Regions from separate parts of the Mus musculus genome. Here regions 1 and 2 are each linked to region 3. A link is a loop called in an ENCODE intact Hi-C map of the cell type or tissue named here. Cell type or tissue: heart. All regions are shown on one strand. Region 1 overlaps Dmbt1 (deleted in malignant brain tumors 1). Region 2 overlaps Cdcp3 (CUB domain containing protein 3). Region 3 holds the start of Fam24b (family with sequence similarity 24 member B).

Region 1 (8,000 bases), 220 kb after region 3:
GTCTCTAAACCCAAACCTGTGGGAAGTTCAGTTAGCCAAAAATCTTCATTCCCTGAGCTTTTTGGCTACTAATGTGTGAGTTATAAAGCAAAAGTTGGCATCTATCCCACACAGAAGTCCTTACCCACTCCGGATGAGATCATATGTCAAAGATGAGAAGTCATTGGGATGTGGCGAAGCCACACAGGTGTCCACAAACAGAGCCAAGGAGGCGTCAGAATGGAGGATTTCGGCCTGAAGGTACAAATTCTGGTCCAGATCCACGTAGTATGGGCTGCTGGTCACTGGAAACAAGAAGGAGGAGGATGTGTAGAAGGAAATGTTTACGTCGAAATTGCCATACTGAACTTCCTGGATCTCCACTGTGTTGTTGGTGATGTACATGGTGTTGACCCAGGTGTTCTGCAGCATCTTGCAGCTGACGTGGATATTCAGGTCCTTTCTCCTTTTGATGATGCCGTTTGAAACAACCGCTCTGAGGAAGTTGGAGTAGTTGATGGTCTCGTTGTCAGCCTAGTAGGTGAAAGCAGATAGAGTCAGCAGGGATGCTGGTTAGAGAGAGGGAGATGACACAGTCAGACTCCTGCAGAATCCTACAGAGAAGGCACCTGTCTGCACTGTGGCTGCTATTACCTAGAATGGTAATAGCATCAGCTTAGCCAGCAAACTCTCCCCGACTCTCCCACATTCTCTGGCACATGGTGGTAGAGGCCATGATAATCCACACTTGTTGCTTTTGCTTGTGACAAATCTAGGGTTTCTGGATGGCCCCTGACCTGAAGTGTATCTGACCAAGCTCAGACTCCATGGTTCAGGACTCAGAGCAGCATATTCTGAGCTTATTCATTCTCAAAATCTTGGTCTCATACTTATGAGAGGGGCCTGGTAGTACCAGCATAGGATGCTTTCTATTTTGAGTGACTGGTGACTTTCTCAGTGTGGTGATTGGCACGGTGGAATTTTCAAGCCATGGAGTTTGCAGTTATAACTGAAGCAGGTCTTGACCCCTGGGGTTGAGACTTCCCCAGAGCCTCTGTGAACATCTGAATGAGGTCATAGCAACCCTGAGCCCATGCCTGCCTTATGTCATTGTGTTATGGAATGATTCACCACTGTGACTTCCACTGGGTGGCAAACTCCTAAGGAGGCTGGTGTCTTGCGCCATTTACTGTATCTGCCACCTTCTGAGCCTTGCTGATAGCCTTATGCCTGGGGCCTGTGAGCATCTCAAGGAAAGGGTGGTGTCCAACAATGTCTCTTTCTCTTTTTTTTCTTGGTATAACAGCAGCATCAGTAGCATCTGTAGGAGTCTGTGAAGCAGTTGACATGAATGAAGGGAGCGTCTGGGGAGTACTACGATAAACAAAGGGTGTGGCAGGGAGGTATAGCCCAGTGGCCAAGAGGACACACGTGAACAGTAATTCCTGGAAGCACCATGTCGGGACTCTGGCTCCAGAGAGGTAAGCACAAGTGCACCAGTGGGGCTCTTCACAGCCTGAGTGCTGTGACCCACTTCTCCCAGTCCCTTATGCTTAGAGCCCTGTATGTTGTAAGAGCAGAATAATAGAAGGGTGGCGTGGACACTATCCAGAATTTAAAGCAATTGTACTCTTCATAGTGGAAAAAAAAAGGTATGGCAGGGCAGGACAGATCAGAGACAGACAGATAGACACACATGGGGGAGGGGGGAAACAGAGACAGATGAAGAGAGTGTTTTCCACTCTAGTCATGCCAGCTGTGAATGGTGAAGCTCTGTTCTAATTGGTTGGGACCTGGACAAGGCCCCATTTGTTGCCAGTGCACTCATGCAACTTACATATAATTAATTTTTTTCCAGGATAAAGACCTTTCTACTTCTTGTCTATTGTTGAGAACTCTACTCTGCATGTAATGTAATCTAAACATAAGACAAGAGCTTTGGGGGTAACTTTGTTGACTCTTCCTTTATCTTCTCTAGCCTGATCGTTCCCTCCACAGACTGACCAGAGCCTAGGGCATGGCCAGCCTGATCGACAGAGGGCATCAGAGCCTGCACTCCAGACCCAGGTCTGGAGAAGAACCAACAGACAGAACTTTTGCTTTCCAAGTTCTCAGGGGAAGCATACTGTATTTCTTCTGTGAATTCTTCAAAGTTTTTAACCATTCATATTTTGGTACCAATGGTGTTACAAACCACATATGTCTCTCAAATTATATTTAACATGAGTTTACACATGAAGTCCATATATGTCTCTCTGTGACAGAGCTCAGTTCTGAATCTTCTCTAAACAGTAAGCACAGAATGAAAACTTATTTCTTGACTGGAAGGGGCCATTATGACTCTAGATTAAAATTCTTCTTAGGCATCTGCCTAGGTAGAAACACAACCAATGTGACAGAAAGTCCTATGTGTGAATCTACTGAGAGACCTGGGTTCTCAGTGTCCTGGCATGCCTTTCACTGTGAGAAAGCTCATCCATTCTGTGACACCAGCCAACACATCACCTTCCCAGTGTGTGGCAGCCTGACGAAGCCATAAATAGCCTGCTACAGAGCACACTGACTCCACAGTTCCTGAGTATGTGTCCCTGGATACTTGGCTCAGTTTCTCTAAGATTTTTTTTATCTCCTGTGATTAAGGGAGGATAAAAGGCTTCCTGAGACTTTTATAAGTCATGTAGAAGTCTCCGTTCAGTGCCCTGCCATACATAATAGTTGTTGATACTATCATAAAGTCTTGGGTTCTGTACCAGAACACCAAGGATGGCAAAGGTAAATAAAATTAGCCCTGCCTCTGAAGCACTCAGTTTGATAGGTTCTGCAGCTGTTTCATAAGTGGGGAGACAAGAATGCAGCAAGTGCTACCCAGGCTCATTCCAGTTAGAACAGGCAGGGCTGGCACGCTGGTTAGATGCCCTCAGTGATCTATGAAGTGCCACCAGCAAGCTTCTGAGATGCTTGATTCTCCGGGCTGCACATTTGAAAAAAGGAGCAGTAATCACCTTCAGTGGCCGACTCACCAAAGGCTGGAGGTGACATGTTTAACTTAAAGAGCAAAATAACAAACCCAGCTGTGTGTCAGAGGAAGCGGAAGGAATCCGTAGCCCTTCACACAGTGCCTGGCTGATACGCATTCTTCTCTGTGAGTAGCTCATCTCACCCACTAAGTTCTGAAGGAACTCCTGGGTGTTTAGAGTCTCACCAGGAGATCTGGATCACAGTCATAGGGATGACCCAAGGCCCGCCTTATTGGCTGAGTGCCCAGTTCCTCTCTCAGTGTGTACTGTGTGTCAGAGGAACGGGAAGGAATGCCCTGTAGCCCTCCACACAGTTCCTGGCATATGGCAAATGCTTATCACGTATCTGCTGCATTACAGGCATCTGAACTTGTCTGTCCTGTACATACCACCATAGTAAGACACACCACTTTTCCATTGCCCAACCATCTCCATCCTGCTAACCTAGAAGCAGGCCACCCATGAAACCCTTTTTCCTATTGCACAGTCATTCTCTTTTGCTAAATTTAGCATGAATGGCACATTTCTATCTAATAGTGATATACATAGAATTTTTGTCTAACTCTTCTGTGTTTGGCTTCTTTTTCTTAGCAGGATGTTTCTGAGAGTCTTGACTTGTGGTGTCAGCCCTATCCTATTGGTCTACATGGCTTTGGTCAATGGGCCTGATCTCTCTTCATTCAATTTCCTCACTTCTAAAGTGGGACTGACAATACAAGAGTACTTGTTAAGAATTTGGGCATAGCCAGACATGGTATTGTGAGTCTTTAATCCCAGGATTCAAGAGACAAAGGTAGGCAGATCTTTGTGAGTTCAAAGCCAAATCTGGTCTACATAACCATCAAGAACTGCATGGAGAAACTTTGCTTCAAAACATAAAATAATAAAATAACATTTTGGAAGTAGAACATGGACTCAGCACAGTGCCTTCCACTGACAGGATGACAACAGGGCAGTCTATGTTAAAATCACCAAGTCTCAAGCAAATCAAGATGGGTGACCACTCTACTAGTCCTGTCTAAACCATGATGGCCCATGGGCCACACTACTCAAAATGCCAAGCAGGGTACATGCTTTTGTAAGTCAATATTCAGTACTCCATTATGAATTTTGTAGACGACAATGTCATAGTATGATGTCAAAGCATTGCCCCACCACCACCACTCCTGTTGATCACTCAAGAAATGGCAACTGTGGCAACTAAGTGAGTGTGAGTCTCAGCAGGGCACTGGCTTCCTCAAAGGCATAACAACGCATTTAACAGCTGATGGCTGTTGTAGACCTTAGCTATGTAAAGTGTATTTGTATCTTTGGTTTAGGGGCCTCTGCTTCTTTGACACATCCCAAATGAAACCATAAGAAAAATTCTTCTTCTGAAAACTCTCAAGCTTCTGGGAGCTGTGTGAGCGGCTGCCTGCTGAGTGCTCCCTCTGCTGGACACTACTGGAATTCCCCATTTTCTTCCTCTGCATTCCTCCTATTTAGAAGTAGCTATAGCTACTGTACCAGAGGCTTCAGTCTCCATTCTGATGTTCTGATTACATCCCAGCCATAACTTGTAGATCTCCAGGGTTCTAGAAGCGTGGCAGCCATCACTGTGATAAGTCATGCTCAGGGCTGCTAAGATGGCTCAGTGGGTAAAGGAACTTGCTGCCAAGCCTAACAATCTGAGTTCTAGTCCCACGATCCACATGGTAGAAGGAAAACCCCAACTCCCATAGGTTGCTTTTTGACCTCCATATGCATGCAGAGGCATGCTAAAACACACACACACACACACACACACACACACACACACACACACACATTTTTGACTAAAGAAAGCATGCTCAGTGGGAAATAGAGTGGGCCGTGCCAGGCTTACCTGTTTGATTGTGCCACAGCCTGTGTAGGGAATTGTGAATATGACCTCCCTCTGTGTTATCTGGGGCTGACAGTGGTAGCTGGAGTTCCAACCAGGAATGACAAGATCCCTGGCAGAATAGCCCATGGACTGAAGGTAGCTCCTGCTCACGCTGGCTTGCATGTGATTTGACTGACAAAGGAGATCTGAAGGGCAAGATCAGAGCAGACAGAGTCAGGATTCGAAACCCACAACCCTCATGAGGGTCTTTCCCCAGCTAAAGAAACGCAGATCAGGATGGCTGACTCACATGGTTCACACATAACACTCATGCTCAAAACAGAGTCACTATGGCTCCGAGGGTACCCTATGGCTACACTCAACCTCATCTCAGGAATGCCCAATGAGGGCACTTAGAGGTATAGGATTTTCTGATGTGGATCTGATAAGATTTTTAAATATCCAAAACATTTGTTGCCAAGTTAGCATTCTCCCATGAAGGAGAGCAACTGTACAATAAGATAGTAATGATAGCATTAGGTAATGTACTTTAGCTAAGGAGAAAATTGATGCCTCTGATGCTGACCGGCTAGAGACCATGGTTCTCTCCAGGCTCAGCCCTTCACCAATGTAGATATAGGTTCATATAGCATCTCAAACTGGATCCATAGAGCCTCTGTTGCAGTAGTCCACCTCTGTTAAGATGTCCAGCTTTACCCATCTTCAGACAGAAGCCAAATGTATTAGGTCTCAGGACATGGCCAGTGACTCCTACTCTGGGAGGGTCCTAAAGTTTCAAGCCTGGTGTCACCCACAATTCCTTCTGGCACTGCCTTCTCACTGTCTATTGAGAACATCATCTTATACCTTTATATTCTTTGCCAACCACAGTAAGGCCAGGACAACTCTCATCAGCCAATGCTGGCCCTTGGCACTCTTTTAGACATCCAGAGCCCCAAGACTCACCACACAGTCTCTCTCAATTGACAGTGCATGAACTCAATCATAGGGGCCATGGTTGTTCTAATATTTTATGTTACAGAGAAATCTAATATTTTATGTCCCCAAGAAAATACAGGAGCAGTAGGCTCTCAGTGGCACCTGCAGTCCTAATAAGCCATTGTTCTAACAAGGAAACTTACTGGTGGTGTTATTGTCAAAGTCGGAGTAGTAGTGAGCCTGGAACCCTCTCGCAGTAATACTGTGATCAGTGATGAAGCGAATTGACATGAAGTTGGATGTTGAGGTGAAAGAGCCCAGGGACCCATCACAAACCCGGGCGATGAGAGGTGAACTGTGGTGGGGGCCATCAAAAATCTCTATATAATCATAGCTGCAGCCCCTTTCCAGCCTGGAGAGACAAAAGGAGCAATTGATGAGTGCTCAGGCCTCAGGAGCCTTTGCCATGGAGACCCTAACCAGGTTCATTATTTGAAGGGAAAGAGGATTTTCTTAAACCCAGGGGAATTCATCTTGCCAAGACTGCCATGGCTTGTCTTCGTACTGCCCTCTAAGGCCACATGTAAGAGATCTATAATCTCTCTCCCTGACTGCCCTTTAAATCAACACAGGAAGGTCACAAGAGAAATCTTGATTTGTTCCTTCAAAGTGCTTCCAGGTCCCTTCCAGAATAAAACAAGTGCCAATGACATCAGAGTGGTGGGGGTGAACAGAGAAAGAAATAAACCCTGGACCTCTGTAATGCTCAGATCTCTCAGCCACTAAGATAGACACTGTGCGCTATGTATACCGAAGAGGGTGCTGATAGTATCACACGGAGCACTGCATGGGGAAAACATAGTTCATAAAAGGTCACAAGCAGTGGACACTGCTCTTGGGGTGCTAGAGAAAACTGGCATGGTTTCTTGGCCATCTGGGCCACTCGCCTCCCGGAATGTTGTGTATATTAGTGAGCTCTTGTAGATGTCGCCCTGCTCAAGAACATTTTCCTTTGTAAGCATATGGATGGTGCCAAATGCAGCAGTTGATACTAGCACCCTGGTTCCTGGGGACTCACAGAAAGGAAGGGATCGATGAGGAAAGGTCCGCACAGGACAGGCACACTTTTATATTGTGCTCCCAAGACTGTCATTACCCAAGTCACAGATCCTCCCTCCCTCCTGCTGAGAATACTCTAAGTATTTTCTTTCTCTCTTTCTTTTTTTTTTGGTTTTTCAAGACAGGGTTTCTCTCTATAGCCCTGGATGTCCTGGAACTCACTCTGTAGTAAACCAGGCTGGCCTCGAACTCAGAAATCCGCCTGCCTCTGCCTCCCAAGTGCTGGGATTAAAGGCGTGCACCACCACAATCGGCTTACTCTAAGTATTTTCAAATGCTCTGGTGAACTCCTGATCAACAAGATGAGGATATGAGGAGAGCAGGCATTCTAGCCCCTTCTTCTGACTGAGGCTTAGGAAAGTGGCACCCCAAGGCCATAGAGCAAATTCATGACACCCTGGGACTTTAAGCCAGAGTATTTTCTGATGTGATCTTGCACAGATTCACCGCCTTCCATGGGCGACTCTTATCCCACTTCAAACATGTAACCTCTATTGTAAATGCCAACTTGTCTATCACCCCCAGGAATTTCAAAGGCACCCCACATTGGCTAACATCTGCTATGCACCCACACTTACTGCAAATCTCTGAAGACCACAGTCACACGGTAGTTGTTTGGGACCTCGATGTTCCACAGACATCTGGCATTATTAGGATAATTCCCAGGGTAGAATGGGCTAGAAAATTGCCCAGAGGGTTGGGTCAGGAAACCTCCACAAGTATAGTTTACTGTCAAGAAAGAGGGGAAACGTGGATGAACCCCAGAACACACTGCACACCTGCCTGGCATGGGGAGAAATGCTTAAGGAACCCAATAAAAGTTAGCCTGGCCCTGGCTCGCTCGTTGAAGCCTAGAGCTCTCTCTCTCTCTCTCTCTCTCTCTCTCTCTCTCTCTCTCACACACACACACACACACACACACACACACACACACACACATATACACACTCTGTGTGTGTGAATATATGTGTGTGAATGTGTGAATATGAGTGTGTGTGTGATAGTGTATGTGAGTGTGTGTGAGTATATGTATGAGTGTGAGTATGTGTGTGTGACATAATGTTCATCAGTAGTTGGGGATAACACAGATATGTGTTTTGAAA
Region 2 (8,000 bases), 150 kb after region 3:
AGTGAACGCAATTAAGGGACTGGGGGAGCTTGTAGGTGCTCTGTTAAAGAGGTGCCAAGGTCTTTGCTCTTACCAACATCTCTTGAAGTTTCATTTTCTATGAGAATGTGTTCTGATTCTATGAGGAAGAGAAGGTAGAATGCAAAGTGAATCAATCGATGGGGAGAGGGAAAAATCAGCTTGCTGTTGCACTGTGTGCTCAGTGGGAAGCTCAGCCTAGAACTGGTTACACAGGGCTAGTGCGCAAAGGCCAGTGCTATCTGGGAAGGGAAGGTCATCTGCCTTTGTTCAGTATTTGTGGGGATGTGTACATGGTAGTGTGAATCGTGCTCACATCTTTCAGTGAGGGTTGGTTTGCCATGCTGGAATGGCCACAGCTAAACAGATGCAGTTTCTTAAGGGATTTATGCTAGCTTGTGCTAGCTATTTCAAATTCTATATAAAAATGCAACTTTGGTCTCTCTTAGACTTGTAGAGAGAATGGGATTTCGGAGTCTCTGCTCAGGGCAGGCAACCCTGGGTTTGTGCCGTTTGGGAAGTAAGGCTACTGATCAGCTCATCGGTATTTGTTCTCTCACTGACAAGCCAACTGCTCATTTTTCCCAGTTAGCATCCTTTGTCTTTCTGCCTGTATCAGGAGATGTGGGCACCTCTGGAGTTGGAATGGGAGAAGAGTGGGTTCTGATGGTGAAGGCTTTGCTTTAGAGAAACCAGAACAACTCAGCCGGGGTTCTCCCTGTACTTGTGGATCTTGTCAGGTCGTGGAGTGTGTGTGTGTGTGTGTGTGTGTGTGTGTGTGTGTGTGTGTGTGTGTGTGTGTGTTCTGGGGAGGCCAAATAGATGGTACGGATGAGACACCTAGCAGAGCAACAAAGACAACTGCGAATGCTTACACATTTTCCTAAGGTTCAGGGCATCTTCTCCAAACTGTGGGCATATTTGACGGTGAAAAGGGGCATTAGGTACGGACGCCTCTGGTCCACATATGTGGTGGGTGACCTCGGTCAAGAAGGTATTCATTTGGACCTTGATTTGTCCTTTAATTTTGGTTTCTTTATTTTCAAAACAAGAAAACTAAAGCAAGCCCTCCTAAGTGGTAAAGACGGAGAAGGAAATCAGTATTTGCAAGGAGCCACTTAAGCAGATAGGATTTAGGCTTTGAGGCAGTCTCTCAAGCAAAACCAGTCAGAGACTTGTTACTCCTGGCTTCAGAATACAAGGCATTCTATGATTCAAATTCTAATTCATAGCCACCAAAATAGCATATTTACAAAAAATTACAGGACGAACTTAATCAACTTTAATCAGTAGGAAAGACAATCAGAGAAAATTGTTGGGAAGTGCCAGCCCAGGCTCACACTTGGATAAGGAGCTGCAGACAATTTCCGATAGCTTTGAAAGTAATTATTAATCAACTGTCAATGCATTATTAATTCATAACTAGTTACTGAAGTCTAATCCCCACCTTCATATGCTTGATTCTAAACCTTCTGCACTATTGCCATCTTGTACTGGGACATTCTTTAAAAGAGAGAGCTATCCTGTGCATTGTAGAAGGCTTAACTATGTCCCTGGATGCTACCACACACACCAGGGGCATCACCCAGTGTGCCGATCAAAATTTCCAAATGATTCCTAGGGCACAAAGTCATCTCCAGCTAAGAACAACCACAGGAAGATATACTTGAGAAGGGCTTTAAAGTCCCACAAAGCAAGGTTTATGCCTGTGCTAATTTGCTAACTAGGCTGTTCTCAGTACCCCTCCCACACCTCCAAGGGCACCTGGTCCCAGCATGTGCAGCCCCAGAGAGCAGCAAGCCATCCAGGCTGCCCAATGTGAATTCTGCCCCCAAAGTAGCTTCAAGGGCTCACAGGAAGCCCTTTCAAAAGCATGTAGCACGGTTCAACCTTAAAGCAAGCTTTAGAATGAGGATCATCAGAGGAACTAAGGCTATCTTTCTCCTGAAGGCAGTTTCATGGACCAGGGCTTCTCTAAGCTCCCTTCAGGGCGAAGGCCCTGACCAGGACAGGGTTCATGACATCTGCAGTCACCAAGAATGACCTGCCGCTTCTGATAGGAGTGGGCATATGCAGAAGGCCATTGGTCCATCCCGTGGAGCCAGAGACATGGTCACTACTAAACTGACCAAGCCTTCTGCAGAAAATGTTTGTTAAGAGAGTATTTGACTCCTGGCCAGTGGATGGCGCCTCAGCCCCTGCTTCCTGGGAGGTTGAATCTCGTGAAATATGAGCAGAGGAGACGTGGGACGGTCTGGTGAACAAGGATTGGGCCTTTCTTCTCTCATTTACCCAACTCTGCATCGTGCTTTATCATCCACAGTTGGTTTGGCAGGGACAGATCTACTCTGTCTCCAAGAGCTTCATGTCTCCCCAAAGCAGACTGTGTTCTTGTCAGCCTGGCTCTCAGGATATAAGGCAGGGTAGAGGGTCGCAATGATTACCGTCACAATGATCACTCTTGTTTAATTAGAGAAAAGTTAAAAGATATGCAAGGCCCCAACAAGCGCAGATAGATGAATGTGGGGAGAGGACCAGTAGAGTTACCCAGGGGTGCCTTCCTGTAATCCCTCAGGGCCCACAATTTGAAGGGCTATCCTTTGGTGCTCTGCTGTCTCTGTCCTGAAATTTGCTCTCCCACTGGGATGCATGAAAACCCAGAACCCTGCAGCTGGCCTGAGCATGTTCATTCCCAGTCTGTCCACCTCCAGTGTTACTGCTGGCCATCTACGTGGATGCAGTTAGACTGGAGTAGAATAAAAGGCCCACATCCAGCTGCTTCCCAAACCCCATGAAGGAGAGGCTCCACACCACACAAGTGTCATTCGGAAGGTGCCCAGGACCACTAGCAGACAGGGCTTTTGATCCCACATGACAGTATGTCACAAAGGCTTCCTTTGGGTCGGGGAAAAGGGATAATGATTGGATAACGTAAAAAAAAAAAAAAAAATCAACTCTTGGAAAAGATGGAAAATAATTTACCGGAGCAGATGACACCAGTGTCTTCCTCGTGCCCACAGTTGTGGACGAACCAGTCAGCGTGGGAACACTGCCCCAGGGAGACCTCGGTCCCAGAACACTGCACGTCATCCAGAAGAATGAAGCCAGAGCCCGGGCCAAAGTAGGCCTCTCCCAGGGTGGACACGGCATCCCCGCAGCCCAGCTGCCGGCACACGACCTGTGCTTCCTTCTTGTCCCACAGATCGTCGCACACTGTGCCCCACACACCTTCAAAATACACCTCCACTCGGCCAGAACACCTGCTAGAACCTTCCACGAGCTGCACAGGAAGCCAGTCTTTGGGAGAAAGGTTCCCCACCCCCACCTGAGTGTTGGTGAGCAGAGCCACTTCCCCACCAGCTTCCCGGAAGTCCCGCCCGTGTTCCCAGCACTTGGTTGAACCCTTTACAGTGGTTCTCAGTCTTCCTAATGCCGTGACCCTTTAATACAGTTCCTCATTTTGTGGTGACCCCAAACCATAAAATTATTTCGTTGCTACCTCACAACTGTAATTGTACTACTGTAACAAATCATAATGTAAATATTTGATATGCAGGATATATGATATATGACCCCTGTGGAGATCGTGACCCACTAGTTGAGAACTGCTGCTTTACATCTTTACAAGGGACACTGTCCCATTATACCAGGGAGGAAAGGGTGACAGTAGCAACAGCTCTCTGGTGTCAGAGCATTGCTAATGAGGGCCAGAATGGGACCCATTAGATCTCCCTAAACAAGTTTAGGTCCTGCTGGGATAGGAAAGCCACAGGGCTTTGCTTTGTTCGTTTCAGACCCTTTCCATTCTGTGTCCAAACTGGCTGCTTGGACTCCTGGGTCATTCACCAAGGCAAACGCTTGGTGAGTGCATGTGGAGTGCATTCTGCACCGGACAGTGCTGCCCCCTGCTGGCACCTGGCACTCCCAGTTTTATCTTCCTGCACTTAGCCAGGTAGCAGCCTACTGGCTCACCCAGGGTTCTCAGGGGCAGCAAGCTTTGCTAGGACAGTGGATAGAAAACAACCAAAGATGGGGCTTGGCTGGGTCAGCCACTAGCTATGCAGTCAGTGTATGTGGGGCCACTCGGGTTCTGCTTTCCTCGTCTGCAAAAGAAAACAGTGCGCACCTTAAAGGGTGATCATGAGCCCAATGCAGGTGTGGTACCGGGCATAGGGGAACACTCGGGAACAACTGTAGCTATCTCCATTGTGTGAACCAATAGTTACATAGATGAGGTCTGCTAGACCTTTCCCAAACTGCCGAGGGAAATCTCTGGCATGGGAGGGAGAGGGGGCAGATGGTCTCTTGGTAGCTTTCCTCTTTCCAGTCACCAGAGAGCAGGATTTCAAAGTGTGACCCTTGGATAGGACCTGTTCCCATCTCTGAGAAAGCTTGTTAAATATGGAGGTTCTGGGGTGCACCCATGTCTAAGGGTAAGACCCAAGACTGTGCGTATTCTACAAGTTCTTGAGTGGCTGCCTTGTGCTCCACCGTTTAAGAACACTCTTCACGATTTATGCCGAGAACCAAGAAGGCAGAGAAGGTTCTGACAGTATCTCTGTCTTGGGCACAAAGAATACTGGGGTGTGTTTATGGCTGAGGATAGAGACTCATCCTACTGAGTGTGGACTGTCTATCCCTGGGGGCTTTGGTGTCTTCCCATCTCAATGTCCCTTCCCTTCTCCCCCGACCCCTCCTCTGCAGGCCATAGGCATTGTCTGGCTAGGACTTACCTTCTTGCTGCTCCTCAGACACGCCCTGGATGGAGCTTCTCTTAGGCCGTTCCTTCCCCAGCCTTGCTCCGGATCCTCTGAAGTCCCTCCTGTAACAAGCTGAGATACACCGGCCATGTCAGAGCCTTGCAGGAACCCTGAACACAGCTAACCCAGGTCTCATGGAAACCTCTTGGGTTTTGCTCCAAACCCACCAATCCCCAGCCCAGCAGAGCAAGGTGTGGGGATCTGAATTCGCAGCTACCCAAAGCAGGGTGCCCATGGGAACGGACCGGGTGCCCTGGAACCCATTTTCTTTAAGCTTGTGATTTGGCGTATACTTGGTTTTAAAATTCTCCTTGCTGTCATTTCTGAGTTAATTTCAGTTATTTTGACAATGAGTCAGCCAGTATACTTTGTTATGTTTCTCTAGCGGTCTGTAGTGGATGTTGTGTTTTCTTTAAGGAAGTGACAGTTCATACATAAATTCTACTACGCTCTTAGTTAATTCCATGTTCTTGGACTGCTTTTTAAAACATTTTTTTCTTTCTTAAAAAAATCTATTTTTATAGAATTTTCATTATCCTTTTTCATTTGGAAGGATCTTTATGGTCATTTTTCCTAATTTTATTTTATTTTTAAATTTCTACTCTTTCTTTCTTTCTTTCTTTCTTTCTTTCTTTCTTTCTTTCTTTCTTTCTTTCTTCCTTCCTTCCTTCCTTCCTTCCTTCCTTCCTCCCTCCCTCCCTCCCTCCCTCCCTCCCTCCCTCCCTCTCTCTCTCTCTTTCTTTCTTTCTCTCTTTCTTTTGTTTGATGATGTCATTCTATATGTCCAAGGCTGGCCTTATGCAGGCCAGACTGACTTGAATTCACAAAATCTGCCTGCCTCTGGGATTTAAGGTCTGGCCCTGGTTTTTGTATATATATATATATATATATAGTTTTGTTGTTTTACTTTCAAAAAATAAAAAGGATAATTATTATTGCCATTTACACTGCGTTCTTAGAATTCTTTTCTTTTCTTAGGTATTTTCTTTATTTACATTTCAAATGTTATCACCTTTCCCAGGTTCCCCTCTGGAAACCCCCTCTCCCATTCCTCCTCCTCCTGCTTCTATGAGGATGTTCCCCCATCCACCCACCCACTCCTGCATTCCCCTACATTGGGGCATCAAGCTTTCCCAGGACCAAGGGCCTCTCCTCCCATTGATGCCCAACAAGGCCATCCTCTCCTACATATGCAGCTGGAGTCATGTGTACTCCTTTGTTGATGGTTTAGTCCCTGGGAGTTCTGGGGGGTCCAGTTGGTTAATATTGATGTTCTTCCTATGGGGTTGCAAACCCCTTCAGCTCCTTCAGTCCTTTCTCTAACTCCTCCATTGAAGACCCCTGCTCTCAGCCCAATGGTTGGCTGCAAGCATCTGCCTCTGTTATTTGCCAGACTCTGGCAGAGCCTCTCAGGAGACAGCTATATCAGGCTCCTGTCAGATTTGGATAACAAAAAGATATTTGGCTTCTACTCAGAATAAGTATGGCAGGGTTATTGTTTTCGCTGTTGTTGTTTTGTTTTGTTTTAAAATACGTCATGGCTCCTCCTAGACAAAAGCAATAACTTTTCTCTAACATCATTAATTGCAAGCCAAGGCTGTCCCCCACAGCAATCCCCCTGGTGAACCCATCTATCACTCAACCCATATCTCTACTGTAGCCATTGAAAGGTGACTCTGCTTAGTAGACAACCAAGAATTCAGTCCTGTGGTGCAGTTGGGTCATGGTACTTTTACAATAGCCTAATTCATTGCCAGCTGTTTGTTAGGTGTGCCCGCTGTGCTTTCACATTGATAATGCCCTGGAACTTATCAAGTTACCCAGCCATTTTGCCCTCTTCACAGACGAATAACCAGATGAGGTAGTATACAGCCCACCGAGCAGAGGTATGAGTTTGGCAGCAAGAAGAGACTGCAGAGATCTCTAAGGCTCCTGGGAGTCCAGAGTAGGGACTGCTGCCCTTTATTCAATGCTCATGGTGTGTCCCCTTGAGTCTAAGCACCATCTATTCCCTATTCTGAGCTGACTTGGATAGGCTCTACCATCATTTCCATTCCCATTTCACAGATAAGAAACTTAGGACACACAGAGCCAAGAAACTTCCCCAGACCCGCAGCTGGCAGGAGGCATCCCCAGACCCACAGCTGGCAGGAGGCATCCCCAGACCAGCAGCTGGCAGGAGGTATCCCCAGACCCGCAGCTGGCAGGAGGCATCCCCAGACCCACAGCTGGCAGGAGGCATCCCCAGACCAGCAGCTGGCAGGAGGTATCCCCAGACCCGCAGCTGGCAGGAGGCATCCCCAGACCCACAGCTGGCAGGAGGCATCCCCAGACCAGCAGCTGGCAGGAGGCATCCCCAGACCCGCAGCTGGCAGGAGGCATCCCCAGACCCACAGCTGGCAGGAGGCATCCCCAGACCAGCAGCTGGCAGGAGGCATCCCCAGACCAGCAGCTGGCAGGAGGCATCCCCAGACCAGCAGCTGGCAGGAGGCATCCCCAGACCAGCAGCTGGCAGGAGGCATCCCCAGACCAGCAGCTGGCAGGAGGCATCCCCAGACCCGCAGCTGGCAGGAGGCATCCCCAGACCCGCAGCTGGCAGGAGGCATCCCCAGACCCGCAGCTGGCAGGAGGCACCCCCAGACCCACAGCTGGCAGGAGGCATCCCCAGACCCACAGCTGGCAGGAGGCATCCCCAGACTCACAGCTGGCAGGAGGCATTCCCAGACCAGCAGCTGGCAGGAGGCATCCCCAGACCCACAGCTGGCAGGAGGCACCCCCAGACCCACAGCTGGCAGGAGGCATCCCCAGACCCACAGCTGGCAGGAGGCATCCCCAGACCAGCAGCTGGCAGGAGGCAGCACCCTTGTTTGGTTCTGGAGAACATTCAGCCTTGGCAGCACCTGGCCTCCCTAGGGCCCTCTTCATCTTGTCCATGATCCATGGCTTGGCTTTGACCCCTCTTTCTCTCCCTGACCCCACATCCCGCTACATCAGGTCAGGTCCTCCATTTTCCATTTATCCAATCTTTTCTACCCTCTCTGGACAGTGTCTTACCATGTATCTCCAGAACAACCTCTAACTCCATATCCTCCCACCTCAGCCTCCTGAAGGATGAGGCTACAGGTGTGTGCCATCATGCCTGGCACCAATTACTTTTCATCAATCTTTGTGTATATATTAAGCCTTAACTCTCTTTTGAGACGGTCTTACTATGTAGCTCTG
Region 3 (8,000 bases):
ACTTCAAACCATCGCTTGTCTGACCTACATCCCTGTCAGCTGTCCTCCATGGACTTTATTCTCTTGCCCCACGTCACTTTCCCCAAAGTCACTGGCACTGTGGGAACATGAGAGCTCCCCAGTGAGTGGAGAAGAGCTCACTATGGCCAAGCTCTGTGTGAATAGGAGACAGCTCATCCCCAGGGCATCCTCTGGCTTCTCCAGTCCACAGTGCTGAGGTAGAAAGGATGCCCAGCCAGGGCCCTGAGAAGTAGCTGAAGGTTCACTCCGTGTCTAAATGACAGCCAAGTGATGCTGGCACCCATGCTGTCCAGGTTGAGAGCAGTCAACTTAGGAGCTCACAGCCCCAAGCTAGGAGGAGAACCCTCAAACTTGTGTGCCCACCTGCCTTCACTCTCAAACCTGACAGTGGCTCTTGAATTCCCCCGACAAGTGGCCAATGCAATAAGAAGTGACCCTGTTCCAGCAGAGGGCCCCAGTGTTGTCCCCTCTGACTCCCAAGACTCACTTCAGGGCCTTGGATATTTTCTGGTAAAGACAGAACACAAGCGTTATCAGCATGATTGCAGCAATCAGCAGAGTGCTAGCGATGCCGATCATAACCTTCGTCCTCAAGTCGAACATCTTTCACACCTGCCAAAGAAGTCCAGACAGCTGGAGTGGCTTCAGTCCCAAAGAGCCACCTAGCCACCTCCCTCCCCAACTTTCTTCAGTGAAGATGACTTACGGAACCCTGCAGGCGGGCCCACGCTGACCTCAAGTGAGTAAGAGGGTTTACTTGTGGTTAAGAAGGGACTTGAATGTAAAATCTATTTATTAGGCAGCGAGAGGCCCTTGTAGAACAACCAAGCCTGCACTGGGACCCCCAGCCCCAGCCCTCACCCCCACACAAGCCTTCTGAAGTGTGCATACAGTGACTCAAGTACATTGGGTTCGACCGTTATGGTCTTCAAAATGTTATTGAGCAAAACTGCTTAGAATGTACAAATCTATTCTGAAAGTAGTGCTTTTAATGAGGGGTGAGGGGAACCCAGAAAACAGACAGACAAATCCTGTGTCAGGATTTAAAAGATTCTGAATGCTTCCAGCCAAACCCCTTGGCAAAGGCTAGCACAAACCACGACCCAGCTTTCTCAGGAGTCTCTTAGGGTGCAGCCTGTCTTCTAGCAGGCTGAGTTTCTCCCTATTAATCCTCCCACAGCATCATCTTTCTCTTAGTCTAACATCTGAAGCTGGGGACCAGCAAGCCCAGAAAGGACAGGAAACAATCTGACTACAAACATACTTATCAAAGTCATCTGTCCAGCATTAAGGATAATTATTTAAACACACACACACACACACACACACACACACACACACACACACACACACACCACCTCAAAATAAAACAACAAAAAAGCCGGTTTTGGAATAGGGTGTTTCAGAAACTTTGAGTTTCTCAAACCTGTGACTTGAGAAAGAAGGATCTAAGCTGACATACCTGTTAGGTCACTTAAGATACAGGATCTAAGCTGACATACCTGTTAGGTCACTTAAGATGCAGGCTGATGTACCTCTCTGTTGGAGGTCTGAGGGCTGCCAGGGCTGCCAGAATGTCACAGCCCCGAACCAGCCTGTGTGACATCAACCCACAGCCCCACCTCAGAATTCCAAATTCCATGTCTAAGCACATTTCTTGTTCCAAGAACTATAAATACTATTTGGGATCATTTAAAGTCTACCGTTTGAGAGTCTGCTAATCAAAAGCTAGTTGCCTTTCGATTATTTAAAAAGGCAGTGGCGGATCAAGGTTTTTAAACATCCTTACATTTAAAGCCATTCGTGATTGGCAGTGTTTCAACTGAACAGTGAAACAACATGAAGCTGTTGACTATTAAGATTCAAGCACACATTCAGTGACACCGGTAGAGGCTCACCCTTCATGGTTGAACAGCTACAAAGTCAGAGAGGAAACCTATTTTAGGCAAATTTGTATTGTATGATTTTTTTTTCTTGTCTTATTTTTTTAAGCTCCATTTATTAATTTCTTTCTTTACTTACTTTTTACTTACTAATTTTAATCGAAGGTGACCTCAGAGAAAGTCCCATACCCCCTACTAGGATACTTACCTCTGAGGCTTTGTTCAGATGCAGATTTCTTCTCAGGAACAGATTATTTCTCTGATGAGAAAGTTCCTTTTTCAGAGGGTTCACGTTACCTGAGCCAAGTTTTGAGTCTGATGTTACACTTGTCACCTAGACATTGACACCCAATTACACATCTCAGCTGGAAGGAAAAGATATATGTGGTTAAGAGAATTCTCTCTCTCTCTCTCTCCCTCTCTCTCTCTCTCTCTGTGTGTGTATGTATGTGTTTTTCTCTCTGTGTATAATTTTAAAGTTATGCATATAACCTAAAATAATCTAAAACCATATCTGAGACTCAAGGCAGTCTTGTAATTGTAAACTCTAAACAATAACCTCTAACATACAATAGCAGGGAGTATACATCTTTCCCACTTTCAGACTGGATATCCAAGAGTTCAAAACTTTTCCCCTAGCCCCAGGAAATATGATAATGACTATCTGGGACTCTTACTGTTGCTGCCTCTTGGGAGGGTTTCTGCTGCTGGTAAACTGGCTTGCTGTTCATCTGTCTGCGTGGGTTAGGGGGTGGCTGTCTGTCCTGACTTTAGTTCTATAGCATTCTTCTATAGAATTGCTGATTTTCTGTTCGTTCAGCTTCTTGTTGTGAGCATGGGAATGACGCAAGCTCTTCACACAATTGGAACAAACGGAAAGCCCTGGATTGATTTCTTTCTTTCCTCTGGATACCCACAGATAGCCCATCTTCCAGTTCATACCCACAGATAGCCCATCTTCCAGTTCATACCCACAGATAGCCCATCTTCCAGTTCATACCCGCAGATAGCCCATCATCTTCCAGTTCATGGATTCTTTCTTCTGCCTGCTCACATTCACTGTTAAATTATGCTTAATGTTATTTATTATAGTTTCCAACTCTATAATTTTTCCTGACTCTTCATTATAGTTTCCTTTTTTTAAATAAATATTCTTTATAGTAACACATTTTCTCTTAATTTTTTAGACATGGCTTTCTTTGAACATAATTTTAAAATAGCCAAATTAAATCTTTGTCAAAATACAGTCAAAATCTTACGTGGCCTTTTCAAATAGCATTTTGATTGATTGTTCTATTTTTTTTTTGTAGACCTTACTTCTCAATGATTTATAGTCATTTTTGAAAACTAGATTATTTGTTTGTTTACTTTTTATTTTGTTTTTTTTTTGTTTTTATTTTTTTAATCAAGACAAGACTTCTTAGTGTAACCCTGGCTATCCTGGAATTTACTCTGGAACTCACTCTGTAGAGCAGTTTGAGGCTGGCCTCACACTGCCTCTGCCTCCCCAGTACTGGGACTGAAAGCATGTACACCATCTCCCAGCCTGAGAAGCAGATATTTTAAATGGTACAACGTGGGGTCTTTGAAGATCAGGGTCTTCTGTCTCCCCAGGACTCTTGTGCCTGTTGGAGTTATGTGGTATCTTTAGTGACTTTCCCCAGCTGACTCTCTGTGTCCTTTGTCGTATGTGGACACTGATTTGCCTAGAGGTGGTTAGTAGACAAAGATTTCTTTAAATTTCTGGAACAAGAACAACAAAATCTCCCAGTCTTTGCTGAGGGGCTCAGGGTGCCCCTGGACCATGTCTGCAGCAACGAGCCAAACAGCTGAGAACCAAATCTCAGCCCCCACTTCACTGGGAAGAGCCTCCAGCATCCTCCAGATGGAGTACTTTAGCTAGTTCATACTTTCTAGGTGTGTTTATAATCCTCCTTAGGCACACAGCTTTATACATGTGCATGGTCTTTGGACTCCTAGGACTATGTCAGAGCTATCCAAGATCCATATCATTTAGGAACCAAGGTCTCAGGTTCAAAGGGAACTCCTTCCCCCCAAATTTCAAAAGGCAGACAGACAGACAAGTGACAATGTGTGCAGCCTATTAGCACACCACAGCACACGCTGGTCTCAGGGATCCCTCATTGTCACAAGTACCTGTTATACATTTCGAAGTTCATGCTAGCATCCTAGCTCTTCTCACCTCCTCCCCTACCCTCAACTCCCCCAGTCATGGGCTCCCCTTCTCCCAGCTATTCCTCCTTATAACCCTGCTAATTCATATATGCTCTCTCTGTCTTCTGCTCTCTTTCCCTCCTCTTCCTCTTTTTGCCATCCCATGCCCTACCTCTGTTCCCCTTTCTCTCTCTGCTCTGCTGTTTCTCTTATGAGCAGGTCTAGTCTGCTGGCCAAGCTCAGTCTACTCTCTCTGCCCTGAACTCTCCTAGATACTCCTGCTTGTTATCTCTCTCACCTACAATAAAAAACTTTGCCCTTATCACATCATGAAGTGTTCATGTCGTCAGTTTACACTCTAGGGATAATTGTTGTGCTTAGCTTTCAGTCTTATTTTTAACACCAAGCCAGAGTCATCTGAGAGAAGGAACATCCAGTTGAGAAATGCCTCCATCAAATTGACCTGTAGGCATGTTTGTAGGGGGAGGGGCATAGTCTTGATTGATGATTGATCTGAGAGTTCCCATCACACTGTGGACTGTGCCACCTCTGGGCAGGTGGCCTTGAGTCTTATAAAAAGCAAGCTCAGGGAGCCATGGGGAGCAAGCCAGTAAGCCGTGTTCTTCCATGGCCTCTGCTTTGGTTCCTGCCTCCATGTTCAGTTCTGCCTTGAGTTCCTTCCTCAGTATCCCTTGATGGTGAGTTATAACCTGTAATCTAAGTAAATACTTTTCTCCTTTGAGTTGCTTTTAGTCAGTGTTTTGTCACAGCAAAAGAAAAGGAAACCAGGACAGTGACCAAGGTTTTTGTTTTTCTCAGGCTTGCAGTACCAAGCATGGACTCTCTTGTGGAGTGGACCTCAACTCCAATCAGAAAGCAGTTGGTTACCTCCCTCCCTGTAACAGTCATGTCACTATTGCTCTAGTGGGTACATGGTGCCTGGCAGGTTAGTATTATCGTATTCAGGGTTCTTTGATCTCTTTTCTACCCCAGAGGCCTGCAAAGCACCTTCAGGTACTTGTAAGCTAGCCAGCAGTGGAGGGGGAAAATACTCCTGTCAGTTCCAACTTGGTTTCTCCATGTTCTGAAAACAAAACCTGTGGCATCTTTGGATGTAGAGTCTTACCATCCAGTTATGGTGTCCAACCAACAGTCTGTTTCTTTGGCTGAATATTCCATGCATGGCATTGAGATTTTTCATTTGATAAGCTATGTTTTCTGGGAGGAGCATTATCTACCCATGCTGCAGATCTGTTTCAACTTTTTTATTTCCTTAAAATCTTACATACTTAATATTTTAGATTTATTTATTTTATCATGTGTTAGTGTTTTGCTTGCATATTCGCATGTGTAGCACGTGGAGTCCTAATGTCCAGGGAGGTTAAAAGAGGGCATAGGTTCCCTTGGGACTAGAGTTATAGATGGCTGTGAGCTGCCATGTGGGTGCTGGGAGTAGAACCTGGGTCCTCTGCAAAAGCAACAAGTGCTCTTAACTCTCTAAGCCCTCCAGAATCACACTTTTTAAAATCACCCACACAGTGGGTCTCCATAACAACTTGGATGCAGCTTTTTTCACTAACCCCCCCATCCTCTCCTCTCCTCTCCTCTCCCTCCTTTACCTGCCCTGCCTTTAACCCACAGTACCCTTCCCCCTGTTTTAATATCACGTGTTCTACCATTGCTCCCCCTCTATTAGGCTGCTTCTTTCCTCTCTCCTGGGCCCTTTCTGGCTATGTGAACATATATACTTGAAGTTAAACACACAGATCTAAATATTTTAAGCTAGGATCCAGATATGAGAGAGAAATGCAGTTTATCTTCCTGGGCCTAGGTTATATCACCAGTATAACATTTTCCAGTTCCTCTTGTTCTCTTGCACTTCCTATCACCTTCCTTTGCAGTTGAGTGCTATTGCGCATGTGCTGCACTGCACTTTTATCTTTCCATCATCAGTGGATGCATAGCTAAGCTGATGCCATTCGCCAGCTCTTGTGAATGTGGCATTTCTTATGCCTGGAAAGGCTGACATAGTCACTGATATTCTTGGCTCCCTTAGGTTTCTCCCAGAGCAGCAAGGAATAACCTGTTGCATTGGCCTTTCTGGTTTGGAATACCTTGAGGGCAGAGAAATACGATTAAAGCAGGTGTCTTATATGTATCAGCATTGTGGAATCTTTTCATCTTAACCATAAAGTATGATATGATGCCAATAGGTTTATGATTGAGTTCTCTTACATGACCCCATATTTGTGTAGCTAAAATACAGAGTCTAGCCAGTCTTCTATTAATGGCTTTTTAGAGAAATGAACGTTCTAAGACATTGGCTTCTTCACCTTATGTCTCTCTCTCTTTTTTTTAAAACTCCAATTTTACTTTCGATTAACAGTCAAATTCTAAATTTCTCCAGAGGCTAAAAGGGAGAATTAGGAATTGCACTTGTTCCCATGTGTTTGGGCAAGTTGTGATGAGCTTTTAGATGAGCATGGAACGGAATTCAGAACTCTGTGAAAGAACGCTGAGATCTAGAGAGTTGATGTCACACAGCATGTGCCTCAGACTAGGGGAGACATAAGAGCTAACAATGGCTATCCATTCCAGCAGGCCGCCCTTCTGAAAGTAAGCTCTTCAAACTTAGACCTTAGTAATTACAATTTTCCTTCTGTCTTGAGTAACATTTTTAATTCTTTAAAATTTTAATGTATGTCACATATGAATACAATGTATCTTGATCATGTCTACCCTTCTGCCTTTCAGCTCTCATACCCAGAAAGCCTCCTGACATCTCTTTTCTACTCTCATGCCATCTTTTTTTAAATTTTTTATAACCTACTGAGTCCAGTAAGTACTGTCTATATGCACATAGGTGTGATGCCATTCACCATGGCATGGGGCAAGCTCATGGTGGCCATATCTCCCCCAAAATTGAGTCTTCTTTTCCCAGAACCCCCCCCCCCCCAGTAGCTGCTGTCTAGGTGTGGGGCTTCAGGAGGCCCTACTCTGTATATGCTGAAATTTTAACTGGCTTGATCTTGTATAGGTTATCACAGCTGCTATGAAACCATGGCCACAAGACAACATTACACAGTGCTCTTCATGCCACATCCTCTGGCTCTTAGAGTCTTTCTTTCCCCCTTTTCACAATGCATCCTGAGCCTTAGTGTTGGGGGATATAAAGTTGATAATATGTGTCCCATCTATGCCTTAGCACTCACGGTCACTTATTCTTAGCACTTTAACAGTTATGAGTGTGGGCATTAACTACTGCCCACTGCGAAGAGAACCTACCCTGGCCAAAGTGGAGACCAGCATTGACCTATGGGTATAAATATAAACATGAAAAGGCAGTTTGACATGACCACTTATCAAAATTAGAGTATGGGTTCCCTCCTAATGCCTAGACCTCCTCAACCAAGGTCTTTGACCAGGTTTACCAGACATGGATCCCCTCTTGTGGAGCAGGCCTCAAATCCAGTCAGAAAGTAACTGGTTACCCCCACCCCACACACCAAACAGTAATGCCTCCATTGCCTCATACATAATAGCCTGGCAGGTGAGTGTTGTAGTACACAGGGCCCAGCATTGAGTATGACCTCTGATCTGTCTGTCTGTCTGTCTCTCTCTCTGTCTGTCTCTCTCTCTGTCTGTCTCTCTGTCTGTCTCTGTCTGTCTGTCTGTCTGTCTGTCTGTCTGTCTGTCTCTGTCTGTCTCTCTCTGTCTCTCTCTCTCTCTCCCTATGAGGTCTGTACAACACATTCAGGCCCCAAGAGAGCTAGTCATCAGGAGAAAGTTTCCTGATCATTTTGAAATTGATTTCTCTGCTGTGCAACCAGAGTGTGCTGTCTTCAGCAAGAAGGCCTTATCATCTAACTATGATTGATAACAAAAGGTTTTGGGGTTTTCTGGGACCTCCCTCCTCAGTAA

Evidence for each region. A loop is a pair of places that touch in the nucleus more often than their neighbours do. Peaks named below come from ENCODE experiments on the same cell type or tissue, not always from the same donor. Only the 100,000 strongest peaks of a DNase experiment are listed, where the experiment ranks them.
Region 1: a loop joins it to region 3, with 3 times the contacts of the local background. A loop is called at or near these places in 8 of 42 quality-filtered maps.
Region 2: a loop joins it to region 3, with 2.4 times the contacts of the local background. A loop is called at or near these places in 4 of 42 quality-filtered maps.

Annotation. Positions count from the first base shown.
Region 1 is chr7:131,109,111-131,117,110 of GRCm38, reverse strand. It overlaps Dmbt1 (deleted in malignant brain tumors 1), which reads right to left. Exons shown (of 48, transcript NM_001347632.2): 43 at 7,476-7,626; 44 at 5,982-6,190; 45 at 4,861-5,045; 46 at 125-513. Among named protein-coding and RNA genes, the nearest start is that of 4933402N03Rik, 33 kb to the left of the region's middle. In heart, a CTCF peak has its summit at 4,442 (motif pointing left); no DNase peak of the experiment used is centred here; H3K27ac peaks cover 238 bases.
Region 2 is chr7:131,178,794-131,186,793 of GRCm38, reverse strand. Cdcp3 (CUB domain containing protein 3) reads right to left here. Exons shown (of 69, transcript NM_001370825.1): 2 at 4,752-4,850. Among named protein-coding and RNA genes, the nearest start is that of Cdcp3, 8.4 kb to the right of the region's middle. In heart, a CTCF peak has its summit at 3,919 (motif pointing left); no DNase peak of the experiment used is centred here; H3K27me3 peaks cover 664 bases.
Region 3 is chr7:131,328,133-131,336,132 of GRCm38, reverse strand. Fam24b (family with sequence similarity 24 member B) reads left to right here and starts at 6,634. Exons shown (of 4, transcript NM_027037.2): 1 at 6,634-6,695; 2 at 6,834-6,917. Fam24a (family with sequence similarity 24, member A) reads right to left here and starts at 1,511. Exons shown (of 3, transcript NM_183272.2): 1 at 1,484-1,511; 2 at 509-633. The coding sequence starts at 624. In heart, a CTCF peak has its summit at 3,777; no DNase peak of the experiment used is centred here.